2 separate regions of the Homo sapiens genome follow, and region 1 is linked to region 2. Evidence: read pairs that join two places in POLR2A ChIA-PET (ENCODE). Cell type or tissue: OCI-LY7. All regions are shown on one strand. Links, peaks and the distances in the headings refer to the core of each region. The heading gives the core; the rest is flanking DNA. Region 1 overlaps OSBPL10 (oxysterol binding protein like 10). Region 2 overlaps OSBPL10 (oxysterol binding protein like 10).

The links. ChIA-PET counts read pairs that join two places held together with the same protein. Peaks named below come from ENCODE experiments on the same cell type or tissue, not always from the same donor. Only the 100,000 strongest peaks of a DNase experiment are listed, where the experiment ranks them.
Region 1: POLR2A ChIA-PET joins it to region 2 with 5 read pairs; 3 of 35 experiments call an interaction of 5 or more read pairs at or near these places.

What each region holds. Positions count from the first base shown.
Region 1 is chr3:31,726,345-31,731,724 of GRCh38, reverse strand. All of the region lies in intron 6 of OSBPL10 (oxysterol binding protein like 10), which reads left to right. Among named protein-coding and RNA genes, the nearest start is that of OSBPL10-AS1, 25 kb to the right of the region's middle. In OCI-LY7, for the core only: no CTCF peak of the experiment used is centred there; no DNase peak of the experiment used is centred there.
Region 2 is chr3:31,931,823-31,937,202 of GRCh38, reverse strand. The region is part of intron 1 of OSBPL10 (oxysterol binding protein like 10); the gene reads left to right. Among named protein-coding and RNA genes, the nearest start is that of OSBPL10, 47 kb to the left of the region's middle. In OCI-LY7, for the core only: no CTCF peak of the experiment used is centred there; DNase peaks (open chromatin) are centred at 2,298, 2,982 and 3,992; H3K4me3 peaks cover 2,442 bases; H3K27ac peaks cover 5,000 bases.

The sequences.
Region 1 (5,380 bases), core at 229-5,228, 210 kb after region 2:
ACGAGGTCAGGAGTTTGAGACCAGCCTGACCAACATGGTGAAACCCCATCTCTACTAAAAATACAAAAATTAGCTGGGCGTGGTGGCACACGCCTGTAATCCCAGCTACTTGGGAGGCTGAGGCAGGAGAATCGCTTCAACCCAGGAGGCAGAGGCTGCAGTGAGCCAAGATCGCACCATTGCACTCCAGCCTGGGCAACAGAACGAGACACCATCTCAAGAAAAAAAAAAAAAAAGAAAGAAATAACTAATTCCCAAGTTCAACTTTAAAAAAATACATCCTGAAGAAGAAGAACTAGCCAGAGCTTTTTTCATTAAAGTAGAGACAGTCATTAATTTCTAGTTGTCATTTTTGCCCTTAATTGTTTTGTCAGAGCAAGTTAAGATTTTGTTTGATTCCATGTAGTAGGGAAAGTCTTATGGAGTAGAATGGTGTTTTGGTGTTTTGGTGGTTTTCTGAGAAGGGAGAGTTAGAATTCTTTGGCAAAGACTCCCCTCATTTTTTCTAGTGAGTGCTACGGCAGATGATTCTCAAAACCCAAACAGCTAGTAGAGCTTGGACACTATTTTTCTTCTTAGGCCATTGTGCTTTGCCACATTTTTTGTCTTAATAGTTAAAAAAACTAGCGACATCCACACAATAGTTTTTCTGTCAGAAAAAAAAATGTTGCTGTTGCCTCCTTTCTGTACATTGTGGAGGAATAACTTCTATATAGAATGAAGTGAAATTCCTAAAGGTTAAGAATGCCTTATGAGCAGGTCCTTAATGCTTTTGATCTAGAGGATATAGTTACTTATGTGAGTGATCATTGGGAAACTAACTTTCAGAATTGTGGTTATTATGGTCGTGTAACTAAATTAACTATTGTCTTCTGGTTTACCGTTTAGAACATGTTAGGTCTTTGGGGGGATAAGTGGGGTACCAAAGGTAGCTCCCCTCTGCTGGTTCTGGCTTCCCATAAAATAACCTACATCTGAAACAGTAACGCATTTTGAAGCTTAGTCTGTTTAATTCCCTGCAGAATAAAAGCTCAAAGAGCTGTACATATTTAATACGTGAGTTAGAAGAGAGCTGTGGTCGGCTCTGTTATAAAATGTAGTGATCTTAGAATTTTATTCTGCTGGGGCTAGAACTAACTAAATGTGAAAATGAAATATTCTTCTATAATGAAATGAGTTAGGATCTTGGTTTTACCTATTAGTAAAACAATTTTTTCAACAAAAAACACCATCTGAAATGTAAATCAAGATAGAAAAAGGTTTTCCGTGTGTCGCTTCATCATGTATGCCTTACTTTAGGACAAGAAGGATGGTGATTGGAGTAGAGACTGTGGACCAAGCTCTCTTGACTTTTTCTTTTTTTTTTTCCCCCTTTTTTTGGAGATTTTTTTTTTGCTCTGTGGCCAGGCTGGAGTACAGTGGCGTGATCGATCTCAGCTCACTGCAACCTCCGCCTCCCGGGTTCAAGCGATTCTCATGCCTCAGCCTCCTGAGTAGCTGGGATTACAGGCAGGCGCCATCACACTCAGCTAATTTTTGTATCTTTAGTAGAGACGGGGTTTCACCATGTTGGTCAGCATGATCTCGATCTCCTGACCTCGTGATCTGCCTGCCTTGACCTCCCAAAGTGTTGGGATTACAGGCGTGAGCCACCGTGCCCGGCCACTCTCTTAACTTTCTTTCCACTTTCTCGATTGGAGAGATTGGAAACAGCTACATGTCCCAGACTTTCTTACAGTTGGAGTTCTGAACACGTTACTGGGAGATGCATTTGTGTGAGATTTGGAGACCAAGTTCCTCCTGCTCGTGCTGCTGGCAGGCAGTGGCATGGAGGTTGGAGTGTTTAGAGGCAGTTGTGGTGTTGTGGTGGCCACACTTAGAGTTCCAGGCCTTAGTCCCACCTACCTGGGTGCGGGAATCTGTTGTGGCAAGAGCAGCAGCTTCCTGACCTCTGAATCACGGCCACCTACAATGTTGTGACCTTGAACTTAAAAGTCTAAGGTGCCGGCTGGGCGTGGTGGCTCATGCCGGTAATCCCAGCACTTTGGGTGGTTGAGGTGGGTGGATCATGAGGTCAGGAGTTTGAGACCAGCCTGACCAACATGGTAAAACCCCATCTCTATTAAAAATACAAAAATGAGCTGGGCGTGGTGGCGTGCGCCTGTAATCCCAGTTACAAAGAAGCTGAGGCAGGAGAATTGCTTGAACCTGGGAGGCAGAGGTTGCAGTGAGCCGAGATTGTGCCACTCCACTCCAGCCTGGGCGACAGAGTAAGACTCTGTCTCCTCCAAAAAAGAAAAGTCTAAGGGGCCCCTGATGTCTGCTCCTCCAGCCTTTTTAATAATTCTACAGGCACCTAATTCCCATATCAAATTCCTTTCTGACTGTAACACCTGGAGTGGTTTCTGTTTCTGCACCCACTGTGACTGGTTGGGCTCTTGGCACAGGAGGGAACAGGAGAGCCCAGGGCAATGAGATAAACCCATCCTGAATGACAGAGCTCACACGTGACCATGTACACTCACCTTCTAGAGGACATATCTGAGCAACAAAACCTTAACTGTTTTTTAAAAGTCAGGTTTATTGAGGCGTAATTCACAAACAATATAATTCACCATTTTAAAATGCAAGGTTCTCAGTTTTAACAAATCAAAGTAGTATCCCTAATCCAAATCTAATTCAAAATCTGAATTAGATCTGAATTAAATCTGAATCCCTAATTCAAAATCTAAAATGCTCCCAAATCCAAAACTTTTTAAAGGCCGACATGACACTCAAAGGAAATGCTCCTTGGAGTATTTTGGATTTCAGATTTTTGGATTTGGGATGCTCAACCGGTATAATGCAAAACTTCCAACTTCCAAAAAAATTCAAAATCCAAAACACTTTTTCTCCCAGGCATTTCAGGTGAGGGATACTCAACCTGTATAGAACAGTTCTATTGCCCCCAGATTCCCTCATGCCCCTTTATAATCAAATCTGTCCCCCAGCCCTTGGCAACCATTGATCTGTTATTTGTCCCTATAGTTTTGTCTTTCCCGGAATGTCATATATATATGGAATCATGCAGGAGGGCTTCTTTCACATAGCATAATGCATTTGAGATTCATCCATGTTATGTGAATCATTCTAAGGCATTCCTTTTGCATTCCTTTTGCATTGAATAGTATGTATGGGATCTACAGATTATCCGTTTACTAGTTGAAGAGCATTTGATAACTTTAAATTTCTCATATTTTTTATGGGTAAAATGGAAAGGGGGAGCAATGAAAAATAATGTTGTGTTAATTATTTGAGGGTAAATATCTGGTGCCAGATACCTACCCCTGGCCTTAGGACAATCAGGACTATCAGTCCCACCCCTGGAGACTAAGCAGAGGGTTTTTAAGCCTGTTCCTCAATAGCATACTGTCAACTCCTATCAACCCCTGTGTTGACTGTCTCAGTTAGCAGCTTTGCCTAGTTAGTCATCTGGATTACAGTGGCAACAATGCTATCAAGAGACCACATACCCTATACCACCACAAATCTAGCAGGCGTAGAAAAACTTATAATATCTTTATGTACTGAGTACTATATCAGCATATAAGTTAGCTAAATGGACTTTGGTTAAAAAATTGCATAATTGAATTTTCAAGTAAACATGTCCTAATCATCCTTTCCCAAAAGAAGAAAAATTGTTTTAAGAATAAGGGAAGGAGACTGATATAAAAGATTTAGCTGAGTTCTGCGTCAAGAATTTTCATGCTTTTGATTGAATGGTCATTATAGCACTGAACTTTTGAACTACTTAACAAGCCATAAAGCTGTCCATCTGAAATCCTCTGATGTTCAGCTTGAAGCCTGGCCAGTACAATCCCCTCAACACATTTTTATCATTTTTTTAAATTTTTCATCCCCATGATACATAAAGGTATAGGTAGATGTTGGTTGGGGATGTATCCGGTGTGGGATGGTGATAGATTTTTAGAGATGAACAAGGTTAATATGTTGTTTTGATCCTTTAAATAATTATTTTAAAGTTTCAATCTTATAAGTTTGTTTGAAACAGGTGGCACATATTTATTTGTGGTCAACAGTTTGAAGAGTGAGGTATAGCTATCACTGACTTATGATGATTGAAAATCACTTTATTGAATCCTGTGATAACCTCACAGAGTTTAACTCCAAATGGTTGCTGCATAGGAAATATCATTGATCAAGTTTAAAATTTGTTATAAGTAAATTTCGTGGGTGATAGGATTATCCTTCCCCACTCCATTCCTCATCTCTCATCATCAAACAGACTACATCTCCTTCCAAGAATCTGTAGAATAGACCTTTTTTTTTTTCCTTTGAATCATGACCTTTGATTCACTAAATCTTAGAATAGTCTTTAGGAGTCAAATGGCCATTCCTCAAACTCGAGTGGTTGTTTAACTTGCCAAGCATCACAGAACTTAGGTTGACGCAAAATTGATATGTGGACTTCCTTTCTCCCAAGCTAGTGCTCTTTCCTTCATACTACACTATCTCCTATATTGGATAGGATTCTTTCAGATGCAAATAACAGGAAACCCTACAATTAATAGCTCAAATAGTAATAAATTTAAGCCTGGGTATGGTGGCTTATACCTGTAGTCCCAGCATTTTAGGAGGTCAAAGCAGGAGGATCACTTGAGGCGAGGAGGTCAAGACCAACCTGGGCAAGATAGACCCTGTCTCTACAAAAAAATATAAAAATTAGCTGGGTACGTGCCGATGGTCCCAGCTACTTGGGAGGCTGAGGTGAGAGGATTCCTTGAGCCTGGGAGGTTGAAGCTGCAGTGGGCTGTGATCACACCACTGCATTTGAACCTTGGTGACAGAGTGAGATCCAGTCTCAGCAAATAATAATAATAATAATAATAATAAATTTTTGCACAAAAGAATTCTGGGAGTAGGTGGTTCCAGGTGTGGTGCAGCAACTCATGATGGCCTCAAAGATACAAGTTTCTTCCATTCCTCCTCCTGTTTATCCTTATGCTTGTCACTTCATTGTGGCAGCATCATAGCTGTAGTCCCAAATATTGCATCCTCATGACATATCCTTTAAAAGAAAGGATGGGAGCTCTTCTCAAGATACTTTCTGAGGTCAGGTGCGGTGGCTCACGCCTGTAATTCCAGCACTTTGGGTGGCCGAGGCAGGCGGATCATGAGGTCGGGAGATCGAGACCGTCCTGGCCAACATGGTGAAACCTGTTTCTACTAAAAATACAAAAATTAGCTGGGCATGGTGGTGGGTGCCTACAATCCCAGCTACTTGGGAGGCTGAGGAGGGGGAATCGCTTGAACCTGGGAGGCGGAGGTTGCAGTGAGCAGAGATCGTGCCACTGCACTCCAGCCTGTCAACAGAGCGAGA
Region 2 (5,380 bases), core at 152-5,151:
AAGTGATTCTTCTGCCTCAGCCTCCTGAGTAGCTGGGACTACAGGCACATGCCACCATGCCCAGCTAATTTTTGTACTTTTTAGTAGAGACAGGGTTTCACCATGTTGCCCAGGATGGTCTTGATCTCTTGACCTTGTGATCTGCCTGCCTCAACCTCCCAAAGTGTTGGGATTACAGGCATAAGCCACTGCACCCAGCCATTCCTCTGACTTTCTAGAGGCCTGTTTACTGGAAGAGTGAATAATCTCAACTGCTTCTTTTTTTTTCCTGGTATCTAGAAAGCAGAAAGATAAGAAGACTCCTTGGGGTTTCAGTTCCATTCAGTGCCTTGGTTACACGGTGTGATAAGTCATGTCTGGTTCTTGAAAGTCAGCAGTGAATAAGCCTTTCCCAGTGTAGAGCATAGGGTTCCTTTGGGGAATTTAAACACATTTTTCTTTAATGGCTGAAATGAAGTGTGGCTCTTTTCATGGAAGTTTTATGTATTTGACCTATTTAATTTTTTTTTCTTCAGGAAATAAAAAATGCCACTTTCTTACTTCCCTTCCAAAACAGACAACCACTGACTTTTCTTGGCAAGGAGATACCTGTGTGTGTCATGGAAATGGATGGTGTTTGGAAATGTGAAAAATGTAATTTACTTTTTCTTTTCACCATTGAAGTGGATTAAAAGAAGTGAATATTTTAATGGAACTGGATATGATAAATGTCTTTCTTGTGAAAGCTTTAGAATCAGAATGAAAAATTATGTTTTGATTTTTCCCTATAAATATGCACATTTATTCTTGGAAGTAATACTAGAGTCTGTTTGTTACAGCATTTAGCTAACATGAGGTTTCAAAGGACAGTCATTTTGTACAGATTGAATACAAAATATGCAGAAGGGACTGCCTCAGTAAATAAATGCTAAGCCCTAGGTTGTTTTGGTAGTATTTTAAGAAAATAAGAGTTGCTGGTGTACCTTAAAGAATGTAAGAGAGAATAAAAAGAAAACAAAAATGAAAATAGGAGAAAGAAAAATTATTAAAGCATGAGAGGCTGAAGCAAAGAATGAGTGAAACCTTAGAGAAGCTCAGGAATGGACATTTAAAGACCAGTGGGGAATGTTAGAACAGAGGGGAGTTACATAAGGAAATGACAGTTCAGGAGTTGAGAAGGGATGGTGAAGAGGAGAAGGGGGTATGGCCCAACCTGTAAAAGCATAAAGTGGAAAGATAAAGGATTTTTCTCACTAGAATGGTGACTTTACATAAAAAGTAAAAACATATCAGATCCTGCTTGTAGAATTTTGTTATCACTTCAGCAATTTTATTTCCAGAACCCCTTGCTTAAACGCAACCTATTTCCTTTCCCTTTCTACATATGAAAACCAATTATTTTGGCCGGGTGCGGTGGCTCATGCCTGTAATCCCAGGACTTTGCGAGGCTGAGGTGGGTGGATCACAAGGTCAGGAGTTCCAGACCAGCCTGACCAACATGGTGAAACCCCGTCTCTACTAAAAATACAAAAATTAGCCGGGCGTGGTGGGGGTCACCTGTAATCCCAGCTACTTGGGAGGCTGAGGCAGGAGAATCGCTTGAACCCAGGAGACAGAGGTTGCAGTGAGCCAAGATCATACCACTGCACTCCAGCCTGGGCGAAAAGAGTGAGACTCTGTCTCAAGAAAAAAAAGAAAAAAAAAAAAAATCTATTTCATAGGAGTAGATTTTTTTTTCTTCTTTTAGTTCCCAAAGCAGCATTTCCCAGGATGAATTGCACCAAATGCTGTTTCAACAGGCTGTTCAAAGGAAATAAAGAATTTTATGTTCAAATAACTTTGAGAAATACTGTATAAAAAAAAAGTTTAACATGTTTATTTACTGCACAGTTCTCAGATCCCTTAACATCAAATATGTATTTTGAATTTCTAAGATAAATGGTCTCTCTTATCTAATGGAATTCTGGTTTTGCTCTGGGTGGCAAAAATTATAGTTAAAAATTCTCATCTCCCCAGACTCCCCTGTTGCCAAAGGTGACACAGTAGCAGCCAGTGAAATATAAGTAGAAGTGGTTGCAGGGCAGAGGCTTCCAGGAGAGCTTCGGTTTCTTGATAAACAGGATCTGTGAGGCTGGCACACAACTTTCCCATTTCCCTTCCCACCTTCCTGTATGAAGGGGATGTAGCAATCTTGTCCCAGGAAGGCCAAGCGCTAAGAGTTGCAAATCAGAAAGATTGAAGGGGTTCTTGATGGCTTCTTGCAACTACTCTACCAGCCTTGGAGTTTCTATCTTTGGACTGGTTGCTTTAGTAGAAAAATAGAGCCCCGATTGTTTAAACTACTATGGGTAAGTTTCTATGACATGCAGCTGAATGCAATTGTAACTCATACCAGGGTGATATATAGTAAGCAGTAATTGTGCTTATGTTAACCGTGGATATCCAATTTTTTTTCCTTTAAACTATTTAGAAGAGTCTTTGGGAAATGCTACGTTTATGAATAGAAATGTAGTAATATAGTCAGCCTTTTTTTTTCTATAAAAATGAATTTTCTCTTGGGAGGCCGAGGCGGGTGGATCACCTGAGGTCAGGAGTTTGAGACCAGCTTGGGAAACATGGTGAAACCCCATCTTTACTAAAATACAAAAAATTAGCTGGGTGTGGTGGCAGGCACCTGTAATCCCAGCTTCAGGAGGCTGAGGCAGGAGAATCCCTTGAACCTGGGAGGCGGAGGTTGCAGTGAGCCGAGATTGTGCCATTGCACTCCAGCCTGGGCGCCAGAGCGAGACTTTGTCTCCAAAAAAAAAAAAAAAGAATGAATTTTCTGATGGTCTTTGACTATGAAATTTGGGTTTAAAATTTTGGGCTTTTCCTTTGCCTTTTCCCCACACAGATGAAGTTTTTGCTTCCTTTTTTTTTGTTGTTGTTGTTTTTTAAATGGGCCAGGCTGATCTTGAATTCCTAGGCTCAAGCCATCCTCCCCCGCTCAGCCTCCTGAGTAGCTGTTACCACAGACAGGCATCACCATGCCTGGCTTCCTTTTTTGTAAAAACAACAAACAGACCAAAAAAGCCTTTGTAATTAGTTTATGCCTCTTACCAAAGCACTTTATATATGCCAGGTTTTTTTTTTTGTTTTTTTTTTTTTAAACAGAGGTGGTTTTCATTAGCCTATTCATGCCTTCTTTACAGTACAATTGTTCTGAAAATTTGTAGGGGAATTGACTCAGATGTACATTTATTTTCGTCATACTATCAGAGATGTTTAATTTCCTTTGAATGATTTTATTCTTAACTGTAGCACTTAACACTTTTTTCTGTCTTCTTTCCTCTCAAAATTAATGTCTGTAAACTAATGTTTAAGTGGCCTAGAGAGTCTCTTAATGTAAAAGCTTGTTGTAAAGTTGGAAATCTTTTGTAATTTGAATACCCCTTGATTGCTGTCCTTCAGTGCATTGGATTGTCCTAGGGTGTTCTAATAGTATTTCTCAATTAGCTGATAAAAGAATTTTAGAGGCTGGGTGCCCTGGCTCAATCCTGTAATCCCGGCACTTTGGGAGGCTGAGGTGGGAAGATTGCTTGAGCTCAGGAGTTGAAGACCAACCTAGACAACATAGTGAGAGCCCACCGTCTCTGCCAAAAAATGTAAAAACTCAGGGGAATGTGGTGGTGTGTACCTGTAGTCACTACTGCTCGGGAGGGTGAGGTAGAAGGATTGCTTGAGCCCAGGAGATCGAGGCTGCAGTGAGCTATGATAGCACCACTGCATTCCAGCCTGGGCAACAGCAAGAGACCCTGTCTCCTAAAAAAAAAAAAAATTTATTGTTTCCCCCTTAAAGGACATTTAAAGTATACTTCAAATCTCTAGAATATAAAATCAGAATGTTAAAGTTGAAGTGGCCCTTAGCAAATGAGTCTAACCTCCTCATTCTGCAGCTGAAGGGATCGAGAACTTACCGAAGGCCTCATTACTGAGCCAAAAGGATGGCAGGACTGGTGCTCTATTCATGAGTCTGCTCACTCTGGTGATGGCCTGACAATAACAGTGTGGGAAGTTACACAACTCATTTCAGTGATCAGTTTCTCCATGCGTAAAACTGGAGTAACTTCTCATTTGCTCAACCTGCAGTAAAATCTTTAAACTCTTCTGAGTTGCTTGGAATTGAATCCTTATTCTAGTATACTGTATTTGTTGGAAAGGAGAAATATTTGATTTTAGAAAACTTTATTTTTAAATAAATTTGAGTTTATTGCAGTATATAAAATTGAACCTTTTCAAGTGTACAGTTCAATGAGTTTTGACAAATGTATGTCTTATGAAACTGCCACCATAAATAAGAATATTCTACCATCTTAAAAGGTTAGAATTTGTTTTGCTTTGATTAATGAGAGAATACTTTCATTTTCTGTAATAAGAATATGGATAAAATGTTACAACTATTAAAATATTGACATACTTCATTGTTTTCATGAAAGCTGTTAAATTTTTGATTCTCTTGCTGACACCAAGAAGAAGGAGGGGGAGGAGAAGGAGCAGACATCATTAAAATGATGTTAAATAGCCTCTTTGTGACATGGGGAGTGTGTAATGGACTTTAATATTATTCAGGTAGAAAAAATGATAGGTAAGGATATAGTAGACTTATTTTTATTATACGCAATGTAAAACTTTACAGATTTTCCTGTGGGTTTGTGGAGACAAGGTGTTCGTTAAATTTAAATCATAGGGAAACCATTACCAATGAAATAAATTGTATATCTTCTTACATTGTTATTTATTTATTTATTATATTGTTAGAACAAGCAGCATCAAGGTACTTAAGCCATTTGTATCCCATTTGAAAGGCAGGAAGCGAAATCACTTAGGGCATTGAATTTGAGGCAGTGTTGTCTTGGAGGTAAGGAAAGTTTTAAGCTAAGCAAAGAAACTGGGAGATGCGGGTGGAGGTGAGGAGACCGTGTTCGGAGTTGGAAACTCTAGTGAAATGGATTATTTTAGCATAAACTTATCATTGGCAAATAACAGTGTTTGGTTTTCTTAAACTTTTTTTTCTTCAAGTTTCTTGAATGAGAGACCATGTTTTTCATTTTCATTTTTATTTTTCGGTATAATATAATCAGATATATAAATTCTGTAAATTTTTTTTTCTTCATTTAAAAAGATTATTTATTTGTTTATTTTTGAGACAGAGTCTCGCTGTATTGCCCAGGCTGGAGTGCAGTGGCATGATCTTGGCTCACTGCAACCTCTGCCTCCTGGGTTCAAGTGATCCTCTCACTTCAGCCTCCGGATTAGCTGGGACCATAGGCACACACCACCTTGTCTGGCTGTGTTGCCTAGGCTGGTCTCGAACTCTGGGACTCAAGAGATCCACCCACCTCAGGCTCCCAAAGTGATAGGA